Linked DNA regions of Homo sapiens: region 2 is linked to region 1. The links are chromatin loops, found by intact Hi-C in ENCODE. Cell type or tissue: GM12878. All regions are shown on one strand. Links, peaks and the distances in the headings refer to the core of each region. The heading gives the core; the rest is flanking DNA.

Region 1 (6,818 bases), core at 625-5,624:
CATTTCATGACCTGCATCCTTGCCATTGTGTTTTAATCACTAAAATTTTAATATTGTTTATATTAATATTTTTAACATCAATCTTATTTAGAAACTGCATTTTGTTCAAGTGATTATTTACAAACATGCTTCCTCCCATATTTGGCTGTGAGCTCCTTGAGGGCAAAGGCTTATGTTACTCATCTCTATTTACTATCCGGACCTGCATAAAATGAAGTGTTTGCTGAATGTTGCTATATAGAAATAGTGTCCACTAAGCCACAAAAAGCTTAGCCAGGCACACATACTACCTCTATTCTACAGGGAGTGTTATTAATACTATATCCATCAATAGATATAAAACCCTATCAAGTAGTCAGCTATTGAATGCTTTGGACATCACTGCACAGACATGCTCAAGAATCAAGATAAGAGGGCGGGTGTGGTGGCTCATGCCTGTAATCCCAGCACTTTGGGAGGCCGAGGCAGGTGGACCACCTGAGGTCAGGAGTTCAAGACCAGCCTGGCCAACATGGTGAAACCCCATCTCTACTAAAAATACAAAACTAGCCAGGCATGGTGGTGCATGCCTGTAATCCCAGCTACTTAGGAGGCTGAGGCAGGAGAATCGCTTGAATCCAGGAGGCGGAGCTTGCAGTGAGCCAAGATAACACCACTGCACTCCAGCCTGGACAACAGAGCGAGACTCTATCTCAAAAAAAAAAAAAAAGAAAAGAAAAGAAAAAGAAAAAAAAAGAATCAAGAAAGATTTTTATCTGTACATGTACAGAGAACAAAAGGCTATGTAGGCCAGCCTGAAGTCACTGCCATGTCACACGTGAGTGGTTTTGAAACGTCCACCATCACCCACCAGTTTTATAATTTGTAGCAAAATTAAAAAATTTTAAAAAGAAAAACAGAAAATATTTTTTTAAAGACATGATAATAATTTGTAGCAATGCCTGTCTGAGGGGCATACCTTGCCTTTCCTTACTGGTTTTGTTTGTTTGTTTGTTTGTTTTTCTGAATTCATCTTGTTTCCCTTGTTACTTTTCACTCATGAAAAGAGTTGGGCTGACAAAAACAGGTGTCCTCCTGATATCCAGCCACAGGCATTCGACACAGAATCAATGGAGCCTGAGGGAGTGGACTCTGGACCCATAACAGAGGCTAAAAGCACCACAAGCTGACGGTTTCTTATCAGCCCAACAAGACAAATCCTTCACTGTTTTTATCCAAGTGGAGGAGGTGACAGCTTGAGAGGGAAACTGCCTTAAAAATCCCTTTAAGCTCTCTCAAGAAGTTTCTCGGAAATAAATGTAGATACACTGACCAGAACATTCAATATAGGAAATCTTGTTTACACAAAGATTTAAACTATTAGACTATATAATCCTATAGATAGAAGAAGCTCAACAAACCCCAAGCACACACAAAAAAATGAAGAAAACTACACCAAGGCATAGCATAATCGAACTGTTAAACAAGTGAAAAAGAAGATCTCTTAAAAGCAGTGACAGAAAAGAGACACTTTACATACAAAGAAAGCTATTAGGCTATACAGGGCTATGAGGAGGAAAGAGGTACCACTCCATCCCATAATAAGAATGAAGCTCACAAGCCTAATGTCAAGTAAAAGAAAGACACAAAGAAAAGCAGACACAAAGGGATCCGAGATTCCATCCCTATAAAGTTCCAAACAAGCAGAAGGAACCAGTGGCGTTATTCAGGATAGCAGTTACCCTTGGAAGGGGACATGAGGGTGGCTTCTGGGAACTGGTCATGTTCCATTTCTGGATCTGGGCACTGTTACCCAGGTGTGTTCACCTTGTGACAATTCATCAAGCTGCACGCTTACCTTTTGTGCACTTTTCTGCACATGGATTTCAATTAAAAGTTGACCAAAGGCAACCCAAACAAGCCATCAGCTGGAGTTAAATCTCACTGCTTCACTTTACAAAAGTGAGGTTTTTCATTGGCATGCTTGCAACACTTCTTTGAAGTGCCCGTGAAATACTTTCTCTTTTCAAACACCCATTGCATCCTCTCTTGCAAAAATGACCTCCCACTGAAATAATTGAGGTCAGAAGTCTGAAAGCCCTGACAAAGCAAAGGCGCTGGAGTTGGCAAATCCCCTGTGCAGCGGGCAGAGGACACGGGCTCCACATTGCATTACAGGCTGTGGCGTGTTTCCCTGGTGCTGGAGGAAAAGGGGGCTGCTCGCATCAAAAATGACATCCCGCATCTGCAAAGGCCGAATGCCCAAAGTAACGCCCAGACAGCCAAACCCCACTGGCATTTGGGGAATATTTTACTGAAGCCTCCAGGCTATAAAGAGATACACAGGATATACATTTTCATGAAATACAGACCGTTGCCCATTTACTAAAAATCTATATATCCAAACTCATCCTCAATATGCCCTAATTTATCATCAATAGACCTAAACTTTGCATGAAGCTCCTCTCCTCTCCAACCTAGGAAGGAAAGAGAGAGAAAATACCATGAACAAATATGGAACGATCAGAGAAAAGTGGAGCTTCAGAAGGGGCAAAACGAAGGCAGCTATGGCCAGAGCCTGGGGAGCTGACCCAAGGAGAGACCAGCACTGGGCCTCCCCTCCAAGAAAGCTTTGGACCATTACTAGTCATTTCAGTTATCTGAAGCTGCATCACTAATTACCATTTACACTGACCATTCACACGGTTTCTATGTGTCAGGAAGTGGGGAGCAGTGTGGCTGGGTCTTTCTGGCTCAGCGTCTCTCAGGAGGTTGTGGTCAGGATGTCAGCCAGGGCTGCTGTCATCTGAAAGTTGGACGGGGGCTCCCTCACATAGCAACCAACTTGCTCGCTGGCATCCCCACAGGATACCCTGAATGTCCCCACGACATGGCAGTTGGCTTTCTCTAGAGGGGGTGGTCCAAGAGAACCAGGAGGGTCTCTAATGACCTAGCTTTGGAAGTCACACACTGTCGCTTCCACGGTATCCTATTGGTGACACAGGTCAGCCCTGAATGGTTCCATATGGGAGGGGACCACACATGAGCATGAACACCTGGAGGTAGGATGGTCGAGGCCCATCTTGGAGGCTGGCTCCAATACAAAAGCTTTTCACTGCCTTATTCCACCTTGCCTGAAACCCCAGGAATTTCATTTTCATTTGTAATCATTTTGAGTCTTGCTTTTAAAATGCGGGCACCTTTAGGATGATGAGGTGGCCAGGACTCATTCCACCCCTTCTAGCTAACCCTCCAAACACCAGAGGGGAGAAGACAGGAAGGCACTGACAGTGACGGGAGCCAGGTGGTGGCCCCCAGTGAGGGGTGGAGGGCCACACGACCAAGGAGTTTCAAACAGGGGGAAGCTCAGAGCAAAAGGATGTTCAGAAAGAAACTGTGCCTGTTTCAAAATTCTGCCTCGAACCAGCGGAGACACTTCCTTTTTCCTCCTCCCACTTCCTCCCCGGCCCCGGCCCTGCCCCCAGCACTCCCTGTGTTCCTTCAATCACAGTCTGGCTTCCATAGGACTAGGCAGCTGTTGTGTGACCATGGCAGGCTTCCTATGGACCCAGGGCCATGCAGCCATTCGTTCCACGTTGAAACCCAGCCCACGTGTTGGAAATAGGATGAGGCCAACCACATGTGGCCTCGGGTGACACAATGGCCTCAGTGTTCTCACACCCCCATCCCAGGGACAGGAGGGCTGGGCTGTGAGGTGTTTGTGTTGCTGGTGCCAAGAGCCAAGGGTTTGGAATTTCCCCAGAGACTTCTTCCCATAATAATAGTCACAACGCCTTTGTACAGGGCTCCGTGTACCTGGCTTCATTCTAAGCACTTCCCCCGTGTATGAAGTACCGCCTCCCTCAGGCCCACGTTACAGATAAGTTACAGATAAGCAAACTGCGGCACAGAGGTTAAGTCTCACACACAGTGAGGGGGCAGCTGGATCCAGCCCAGGTCCCAGGGGCCTTTCTCCACAACAGCAGGCAGGCCTCTGCCACCTCAGGACCCAGAGCCATGTGCCTCCATGGAGAGGGCACTGGGGGCCACGTTTCTCCTACACCGTGTGAGAATAGCTTAATTAAAGGCCCCTGGGTCGCGCTCTCATGCATCCACAAAAAAATGCTGCTGCACGTGCTTGCTAGGGCTGCCGTAACCAAGCACCACGGACTGGGTGGCTCAGATAACAGAAAAGGGTTTTCTCCCAGTTCCGGAGGCCAGAAGTCTGAGATGAAGGGACGCGCGCTGCTGATGCCTTCGTTTCACCATGATGACCTCTGTCAAGGCCCTATCTCCAAATAAGGTCACGTCTTGAAGTACTGAAGGTTAGGACTTGAATCTATGAATTTGTTGGGGACACAGTTCAAGCCATCACAGCTGCTGAAGACAGTGCAGGTGGGAAATCCCTCGCTCTTCTGGCACCTCCACAGCCTGGCCTTCCCTTCACCATTTTCTGACAGGTTTTCTCCACAACAACCTATTTTCTGCTTATCCAAGGTTCACACCCCCTCATGGATAAAAAGAAAATTTCAGGAGCCACTCGTGACTGGCAAGTGTGTAAAGCCTAAATGCTGGAAGGCACCCAAAACCGCGTTCATGTGCTGTTCCTGGTGGCCCGGGACGCCACGGTGAAGAGAGGCAGGCCACTCTGACCAACACACGGGCTGACATTTGAGCCAATTCCATGTTTGGGGTAAAAGGCGAGCTGGTGTGATGCGTGACTAAGCTAAGAGGAACAATCTCTCGGCTATCTGCTAACCACAGAGGCCTTTTCACCCAACCAGCACCTCCAGGGGTTAGAGTGGAGGGCGAAAAAGAACTTTCATATTTAGCCAAATCAACCCAGAAGGGAAGTGAAGAGCCAAGAGATAGGAGGACACAGTCAGCCCATCGGGAAGCATCGCGAAACTGCGGGCAAGGCTCAGGGGAGCGGCAGCCACAGAGAGGAGCCGCAGGCCCAGCACCCAGGACCAGGAGCAGCCTCCCCCATAAGGAAACACAGCGTTGGGGTAGCTCTCACATCAGCAAACCCCAAACCCATCCTGGGCGCCCCAACTGCCTCAGATGGAAAGAGGGGAACACCACCCTCAGGGGGAGCGCCCACCCACAGCCTCTCCTTCATGACCCTGCTGTTCCCATGTGTCGTCCCCAGGGCAGGTCAAGGGCCTGACCCCAGCCTTCCAGGACTCTCCTCTTCTGCAGCTTCAAGAGGGGTTCAAGTCCCCTCTGTGAGGAAGGCTCCGGTCTCACATCTACTTTCAACCCAGCCAACAGCAGGCTCTCTGTTGAATACGAGGGGGCTGAGTGCTCAGGGCTGAGGGAATAGCCAGTGCAAAGGCCCTGGGGCAGGGCAGGACCACGTCAAGAACAGTGTGAAGATGGCAAGCCAGCAGGCAGGGGCTTCCATGAACCCCCGATTGCAGGCCACTGCATCCCGCAGAAGCGCACGTGACAGGCGGTGCAGGGCGACCAGGGCCACTTGGAGAAGGCAACAAGGGAACAAGTGTGGGGGTTGACCCTCCAGCCACAGAGAACAGCCAATTCAGAGACTCAGTGGCAGGAACAAATGTGCTGGGCCCGAGGACAGCAAGCAAGCTGTGTAGCCAGAATCACCGGAGCCACCGGCAGCCTGACAGCTTGGGAGACTTCAGCCACGACAAGAAGCGGGAAAGAGAGCTTTTCAGGTGTCATGTGGGAATGTGCATGGCCATTTCCTCTGCTGTCCCTGGGAGGCCACCGCCCATCAAAGGTGATGCTGCGACTGAGCCGGATGCATGAGGACACGTCTGCAGCCTCCATGTCCTGCCCTGTAGTTCACACTACCCTCCCACGCCAGGCTTCTTTGATCACCAAGGGCCCACTCTGGCACCTAGGACAACATTGCTGCTAAAGAGGTTAGCTCCTCAGTCCAACTCACCTGGTCACCCTGGCCACTCCCCATCTGGCCTCCAGCCTCGCCTCCTAGCCTCCTTGCTGGCTGCCCTGCTTTCTTTCTCACCCACCTCTGACTCTGCTCCTGACAGCAGCCAGTCCTTTTAACCCAGTCTCAACATGTCACTCCCCGACACAGGAGCATCCAGTGGCTTTCCATCACACTGAGGACAATCCAGGGTTGACACCACAACTGCCAGTTCCAGGATGGCCTGCCCCCTGCGCCCCTCTGAGCACCTGTCCCCACCCCTACTCTCTGGGTAGCTCTACTTTGCACACGCCGATCTCCCTGCTTTCCGCAAACGCTTCCTGTCCTGCCCTGCCTCAGGGCCTTTGCACTGGCTGTTCCCTCAGCCCTGAGCACTCAGCCCACCGTGCTCAAGTGGCTCTCTCTCCATTCGGATCTCTGCTCAAGTGCGACCCCTCAGAGAGGCCTTCTTGCCCTCCCTGACCAGCGTTTGGAGTCCAGTGCTGTGCATCCTTTGCTGTCCATCCTTTCACTCAACACACAGCCTATCCAACAGCTACTTCCTCTTCCCTCAGCTCAAATCAGTCCCGTGAGGGCAGGAACCTTGTCCATTTGGTCCTAACATGTATCCCACTGCCTAGACTTGTAGGACTCAACCAACTGGGGGCAATACTGACCCCCAGGGGACATTTGGCCATGTCTAGAGACATTTTTTGTTATTACAACTGGGAGATGGGGTGCCACTGGCATCTAGTGGATGGTGGCCAGGGATGCGGCTCAATACCCTACATTGCCCAGAACAGCCCCCCATAAAAATGAATCATCTGGACCCTAACGTCCACAGTGTCAAGGTTGAGAAACCCTGGCCTAGACGCACAGACCCAAGGAATATTTGCTGAATGAAGAAGTAATTAAGGGGCCGGGAGCAGTGGCTCAAGCC
Region 2 (6,818 bases), core at 1,144-6,143, 170 kb after region 1:
ATCCTAGAGGTGTGTGTCCTTCATGCTCTCTTTCCTCTTGCCACTTGCTGCTACCCACAGATGGAGGCAGCCCACCATCAAGCTAGAGACAAGGACAACATCCTAGGGGGTGGACCGGAAACAAGAGGAAACCTGAATCCCCAAATGACTCTTTGGAACCAAGTCACCCAGTGATCTCGAGTGTCTACCTCGGTCACTTGGTGAGATTTGTAGTTTAAGTCACTGAATTATTATTATTATTGTTATTTTTTGAGATGGAGTCTCACTCTGTCACCCAGGCTGGAGTGCAGTGGTGTGATCTCGGCTCACTGCAACTTCCACCTCCCAGGTTCAAGCGATTCTCCTGCCTCCGCCTCCCGAGTAGCTGGGATTACAGGCATGTGCCACGATGCGCGGCTAATTTTTGTATTTTTAGTAGGGACAGGGTTTCACCATGTTGGCCGGGCTGGCCTCGAATCCCTGACCTCAGGTGATCCACCTGCCTCGGCCTCCTGAAGTGCCAGGATTACAGGTGTGAGCCACCACACCCGGCCAAGTCACTGAATTTTATGAATCTCCTTTCTAAAACAGACTAGCTTTTACTCTGTCTCATACAGATCCCAAACTCACATCTCAACTAAATAAACTCTAGATGGATCAAAATCTAAATGCAAGCAAACAAAGTAAGTATGGGGGATTTTGGTGTTTTTTTTTGTTTCCTTTTGTTTTGTTTTATTCGAGACAGGGTCTTGCTCTGTTGCACAGGCTGGAGTACAGTAGTGTGATCATGGTTCACTGCAGCCTCAATCTCCCAGTCTAGACCAATCCTCCTGCATCAGCCTCCATAGTAGCTGGGACTACAGATGTGCGCCACCATGCCCAGCTAATTTTCTTATCTTTTGTACAGACGGAGTGTTGCTATGTTGCCCAGTCTGGTCTCAAACTCCTGGGCTCAAGCCATCTTCCCACCTCAGCCTCCCAAAGTGCTGGGATTGCGGGCGTGAGCCACTATGCCCCGTTATGTGGGGAAATTACTATACAATTTTTAAATTAGAAACAAATTTTATGTTTATATCTTACTTGTACAACTTGATGATTTGATATATGTGTACATTGTGAAATAATTCCCACAATCAAGCTAATTAAATATCTACCCCGTCCCATAGTTATGTTTTTTTCTTTGTGGTGAGAACACTTAGGATCTACCCTGTTAGCAAATTTCAAGTACACAGTGCAATATTGTCACCTATAGTCACTGTGCAATACATGACATCTCTGGAATGTATTCATCTGGTGAAACTGAAAGTTTGCACCCCTTGACGCACGTCTCTCCATTTTGCCCTCCCCCAGTCCCTGGAAACCCCCGTTCTCTTTGGCATCATGGAAACGCTGGCCTCATAACACAGCCCAGAGCTGGCTGCCTGCCTCCACTGCAGTGTGGCTCCTGTTAGCACAGTTCACTTCACCTTCTGCGCATTCCTATGAAGTCAGACACTGCGAAAGGGCTGAGATTGTCCCCTCTTGCCAGGGAACGAGGTAGCCTGTGCTGGTTCCATGCACACATCTGACCAAAGATCGCAGGGCTCGGTTCAGAGACACAGACTGTGTGTTCTTCACAGCAGAAAGCAGTAGCTCTGCAAGCTCCTGGGTTGGTCCCCACCATCCCGATTCCCATGGGCCACGCAGAGGGCCAGGTGCTCGCCTGCAGCTGTGCAGGTTGCGCCGCAGGAGGGGAGCCCTGAATTGGGAGCTGGAGCTTTCCTTGAGGTGACTTCATGACCTGCCGTCCTCCCCTCCATAGACATGACCTGGAATGTCACTCGCTGCCCAGGGGCTGAGGGAAAAGCTCTCTTGGGCTGTAACGCTGGAAGGTAAGCCCTTATCTCCTGGGAGGGGACAGAGAAGGCTTTAGGATGTGGGAATGCCTCTGCAGAGGGAGACGATCTCTATCTTTACTAGATGCTATCTGTAGCTCCCAAGACTGGTGGCTCTCCAATCAGCACTGACCAGAGCTTCTCAGGGCCCTTTGCTCCCAGCAACCAGACTCTGTGGGAATGCTGAGACATCTAGGGAGAATGGTCACCCAACACTTTTGTTTGCCATTTCAGGCCTGGGGTGCTGAGATGTCGCCCACTGTTGCCAGCCATTCGTACTGAAACAGCCCTCGTTGGTTGCCCCCAACCTGCTCCTGCTTTTAGAAATATAGTCGTCCATCTCTCTGTATCCACAGGGTGGTGGGAGATGGGTTCCTGGATGCCCCACAGATCCCCAAATCCAAGGATGCTCAAGTCCATGATATGAAATGGTGTAATATTTGCATATAAGCTAGGCACATCCCCTGTACACTTTAAATCATCTCTAGATTATGTATACTATTTAATACAATGTAGATGCTATGTAAATAGTTGTTGTACTGTATCGTTTGGGGAATAATGACAAGAAAAGGTCCGTGTATGTTCAGCACAGATGCAACCGTCTGAGGTCTAACTACACAGTACACATCAGCCACAGTGGAACATTGTGGACCGCAGGAGGGTGAGGCAGGAGGCAGGGGGATTGCTTGAGGCCAGGAGTTCAAGACCAGCTTGGGCAACATGGTGAGACCTCATCAACAGCACCACCACCACCGCCACCACCACAACAACAACAAACCAATGAAACATTTTTTGGAACTTTTGTTTGAATTTTTTCAATCCCTGGTTGATTGAATCTGGGGATATGGAATCGGTGGATAGGGAGGGCCCCACACAGCCCCTTTGTTAAACTCACCTTAAATTACTCAGTTTGCACGTGCCACGTGCTTGCTGTAGAGATCCTCTCCGGATTAAGAATATATTTTTAAAAACTACAAATCAATGGGAAAAAGACAAACCTAACGGGATGAGAAGCAAAGGCTCTGGGTAGGAAATTCACAAAGACAAAACCTTGCTAGCCAATAAGCATAAAAAGATGCTTGACCTCAGAGAGGCCAAAGCCGAGTCTCATACCCCACAGTAGTGGCGAGAATGTGAGGAAATGGGATCTCATTCGCTACTGGCAGAACTGAAATCCGAGGCATTATGGAATGCGATTTGGCAGTATCCTGGAAACTGCAGAGGCTCAGCCATTCCTCCGCTAGGAGTGCCAAACGCCGCACGTCTCCATTCAATCCTGCTCTCCGCGCGCCCCCTGGTGGCACTAGTCCGCACCTGCCCCATCCCAAGCGCATTGATTCCCAATGATTGGAAACAACCAAGTGTTTGTCAATAGGAGAATGTGTTAGTAAAGTATATTATATTTATAAATTATATAGTAGGACAGCAAAAATCAGCTAGGTCTAAGTCAACATAGGTAAATCTCTAAATCATAATGTTAAGTGAATAAAGGATATGCTCTTGTGAGTATGTGTGAAACTTTAAAACTCAGAACAATACTGTATTGTTTAGGAAACATTCTTTTGTAGTTAAAGTCTGTGATCAGGGATAGGGAGGATAAACACAACCTTCAGATTAGAGGTTACATGTGGGATGGAAGGATAGGAATCAACTGGATAGAGGAACCATTCAACTCTACCTGTAAACTATTGTTTCTTAAAAATGTCTGAAGCAAAGATGGCAACAAATTAACACATATTAAAATGGAATAGTGATTCACTGGGTGGCTGTAATATTCTCATATATATATATATATATATATACATATATATATATATATATATGTAGAGAGAGAGAGATGGAGTCTCGCTCTGTCGCTAGGCTGGAGTGCAATGGCGCAATCTCGGCTCACTGCAACCTCCAACTCCCTGGTTCAAGCAATTCTCCTGCCTCAGCCTCCTTAGTAGCTGGGATTACAGGCACGCGCCACCACAGCCAGCTAATTTTTTTTTTTTTTAGTAGAGACAGGGTTTCACCATGTTGGCCAGGATGGTCTCGATCTCCTGACCTTGTGATCCGCCCACCTCGGCCTCCCAAAGTGTTGGGATTACAGGCGTGAGCCACCACGCCCAGCCGACAACACTTTTTTAAAAAAATTTGTCCCCCTCCATACAATTGGTTTTTAAATTTTTTTTATTTTTGTGGGTATATAGGCACCTAGCCTCTTCTCTGTATATTTTATATATGGGAAATCTTTTATAATTTAAGGACAGTTAAAACAGCCTAAATGACTAATTTAAATCAGTGCAACAAGTCACAGTGCATCAACAGGATGGAATACAGTGCACCTTTTAGAAATCACCATATCAAAGAATTTAGGGATACTGGGAAAACGCTCAAGATACATTCAATGTGAAAGGATAGATTAGAAAACAATTGTTAAGTGAAATAAGCCAGGTACAGAAAGACAGACTTTGAATGTTCTCACTTATTTGTGGGAGATAAAAATCAAAACAATTGAACTCATGGTCACAGAGAGTAGAAGGATGGTTACCAGAGCCTGGCAAGGGTAGTGGGTGGGGAGTGGGATGGTTAACGGGTACAAAACTATAATTATTAATAGAATGAATAAGATCCAGTATTCGATAGCACAACAGGGTGACTACAGTCAACAATAATGTATTGTAGGTTAAAAATAACTAAAAGAGGCCGAGCGCGGTGGCTCACACCTGTAATCCCAGCACTTTGGGAGGCCGAGGAGGGTGGATCATGAGGTCAGGAGTTTGAGACCAGCCTGGCCAATATGGTGAAACCCCATCTCTACTAAAAATATAAAAATTAGCTGGTTGTGGTGGTGTGCGCCTGTAGTCCCAGCTGCTCGGGAGACTGAGGCAGGAGAATCGCTTGAACCGGGGAGGTGGAGCTTGCAGTGAGCCGAGATCTGTCTGCCACTGCACTCCAGCCTGGGTGGCAGAGTGAGACTCCGTCTCAAAAAACAAAAACAAAAACAAACAAACAAAAAAACACAAAAGGAATATAATTAGATTGCTTGTAACATAAAGAAATGATAAATGCTTGAGGGGATGGATTCCCCCATTACCACAATGTGATTATCATGCATTGCATGCCTGTATCAAAATATCTCTTGTACCCCATAAATATATACACCTACTATATACCCACAAAAATAAAAAATATTTAAAAACCAATTGTATGGAGGGGGACACATTTTTTAAAAAACAGTGTTGTTGGCCAGGCGTGGTGGCTCATGCCTGTAATCCCAGCACTTTGGGAGGCCGAGGCAGGCGGATCACAAGGTCAGGAGATCGAGACTATCCTGGCTAACACGGTGAAACCCTGTCTCTACTAAAAAAATACAAAAAATTAGCCGGGCGTGTTGGCGGGTGCCTGTAGTCCCAGCTACTCGGGAGGCTGAGGCAGGAGAATGGCGTGAACCCAGGAGGCGGAGCTTGCAGTGAGCCGAGATCGCGCCACTGCACTCCAGCCTGGGCGACAGAGTGAGACTCTGCCTCAAAAAAAAAAAAAAAAGTGTTGTTTTTCTCTTTCCCGACATAAAGATAAACATAAAGATAAATAGATAAATGTCAGATCCTTAACCTTGGCTATACCTGAGTAGTGCCACGACTGGTGACTTTTTTTTCTCCTATTCTGTATACCAATTTTACAAATAAATCTATAGTCATTCTTTCAAAAAAAAACCCAATATAATGAATAACACCTGTGCAAGTAACATGTCAAAATAAACAACTGAGCAATTAACAGCAGTAGTGTTCAATTTCAGGCCAAATATTGTACTCTCAAACTATTTGATGGGCTTATACCGTCACCTGGCGGAAAGCATGCTTTATGACTGCAACGTAATTTATAAAATCCAAATGTGTTATTTGTAATTTTTATTATTAAAAATTAATACATGCGCAGTATAGAAATTTCAGAGACTCCATAAAAGTACAAAGAACATGCAGAAGCGGGGCGAGCTGAGGTGGGTGCAGAGAATCGGATTCCCCAGGGCACAGTGAAGCTGGTACCCTGCGCCCAAGAGGACGTCCCCGTGATGCTCTCTGCTGTGTGAGCCCGGGAGGTGGCGGACACAAGCACCCCTGTCCCGGCAGGAAACCCCCCGGCTCAACACAGGAGGAACCTTGAGCCCTGAATCAACTCAGCGGGCCCAGAACCGCCAGCTGCAGCCAGTCGGTCCGGTGGTGTCTGGTTGTCCCGGGGGCCGGTTGTGTGCGGAAAAGAGGCGATGGGTGGCTGGTGCAGGCTGATGGTAGTGAGCAGCCTGTTCTCCCGGCCACCGCTGAGGCGGCAGCAGGGCTCAGCCAGGACAGCCTGGCTCCCTGGCCTCCCCGGACTGCCCCGGCCGAGTCTCGGGCCCAGCTCTGCTGGAGGACACAGAACTGGACCCCGCCAGGGCCGCCCACTCCCAGCCCCTGGGCCTAGGGGCTGTCTACAAGTGGTAACTTCATTTCCTCCACTTCCATTCATCCCTGTCAAATAAATGAATAAATAAATAAAGTTCGTGGGTACATAGTAGGTGTATATAGTAGGAAAGTACAGAAGAAGTCTGAAACTAGCAGAGGCTAGTTCATGAAGTTTAAGGAAAGAAGCCGTCTCCATAACATAAAAGTGCTGACGGAGAGATCGCAGCAAGTTCTCCAGAAGACCTAGCTGAAATCACGGATGGAAGCCGGGCTGGGTATCCTTTGGCATTCACGCCCCGGGGCTCCATGTCCTGTGAGAGGGGATCTGGCTCCCGGGGTCTATGGCAAGACCATCGTCCCCAGAACGTGCAGAAGCAGGCCGAGCTGAAGGGGAGGGCAGAGAATCGGATTCCCCAGGGCACAGTGAAGCTGGTACCACGCACCCACGAGGACGCCCCTACCATAGACTTCCAGGCTGCTCCAAAGCTCGCTCAGCGCCCACTGCCCCTGGGCCGCCACCCCCGCCTCCGGGAGGAAGGGC

Evidence for each region. A loop is a pair of places that touch in the nucleus more often than their neighbours do. Peaks named below come from ENCODE experiments on the same cell type or tissue, not always from the same donor. Only the 100,000 strongest peaks of a DNase experiment are listed, where the experiment ranks them.
Region 2: it touches region 1 in a loop (3-fold over the local background); 3 of 110 quality-filtered maps call a loop at or near these places.

What each region holds. Positions count from the first base shown.
Region 1 is chrX:10,163,683-10,170,500 of GRCh38, reverse strand. The region is part of intron 2 of CLCN4 (chloride voltage-gated channel 4); the gene reads right to left. Among named protein-coding and RNA genes, the nearest start is that of CLCN4, 10 kb to the right of the region's middle. In GM12878, for the core only: no CTCF peak of the experiment used is centred there; a DNase peak (open chromatin) is centred at 2,710.
Region 2 is chrX:9,992,266-9,999,083 of GRCh38, reverse strand. No RefSeq gene overlaps it. Among named protein-coding and RNA genes, the nearest start is that of WWC3, 20 kb to the left of the region's middle. RefSeq lists an enhancer at 1,189-1,568. In GM12878, for the core only: CTCF peaks have their summits at 1,222, 3,127 (motif pointing left) and 5,673 (motif pointing left); DNase peaks (open chromatin) are centred at 1,323 and 3,018; H3K27ac peaks cover 202 bases.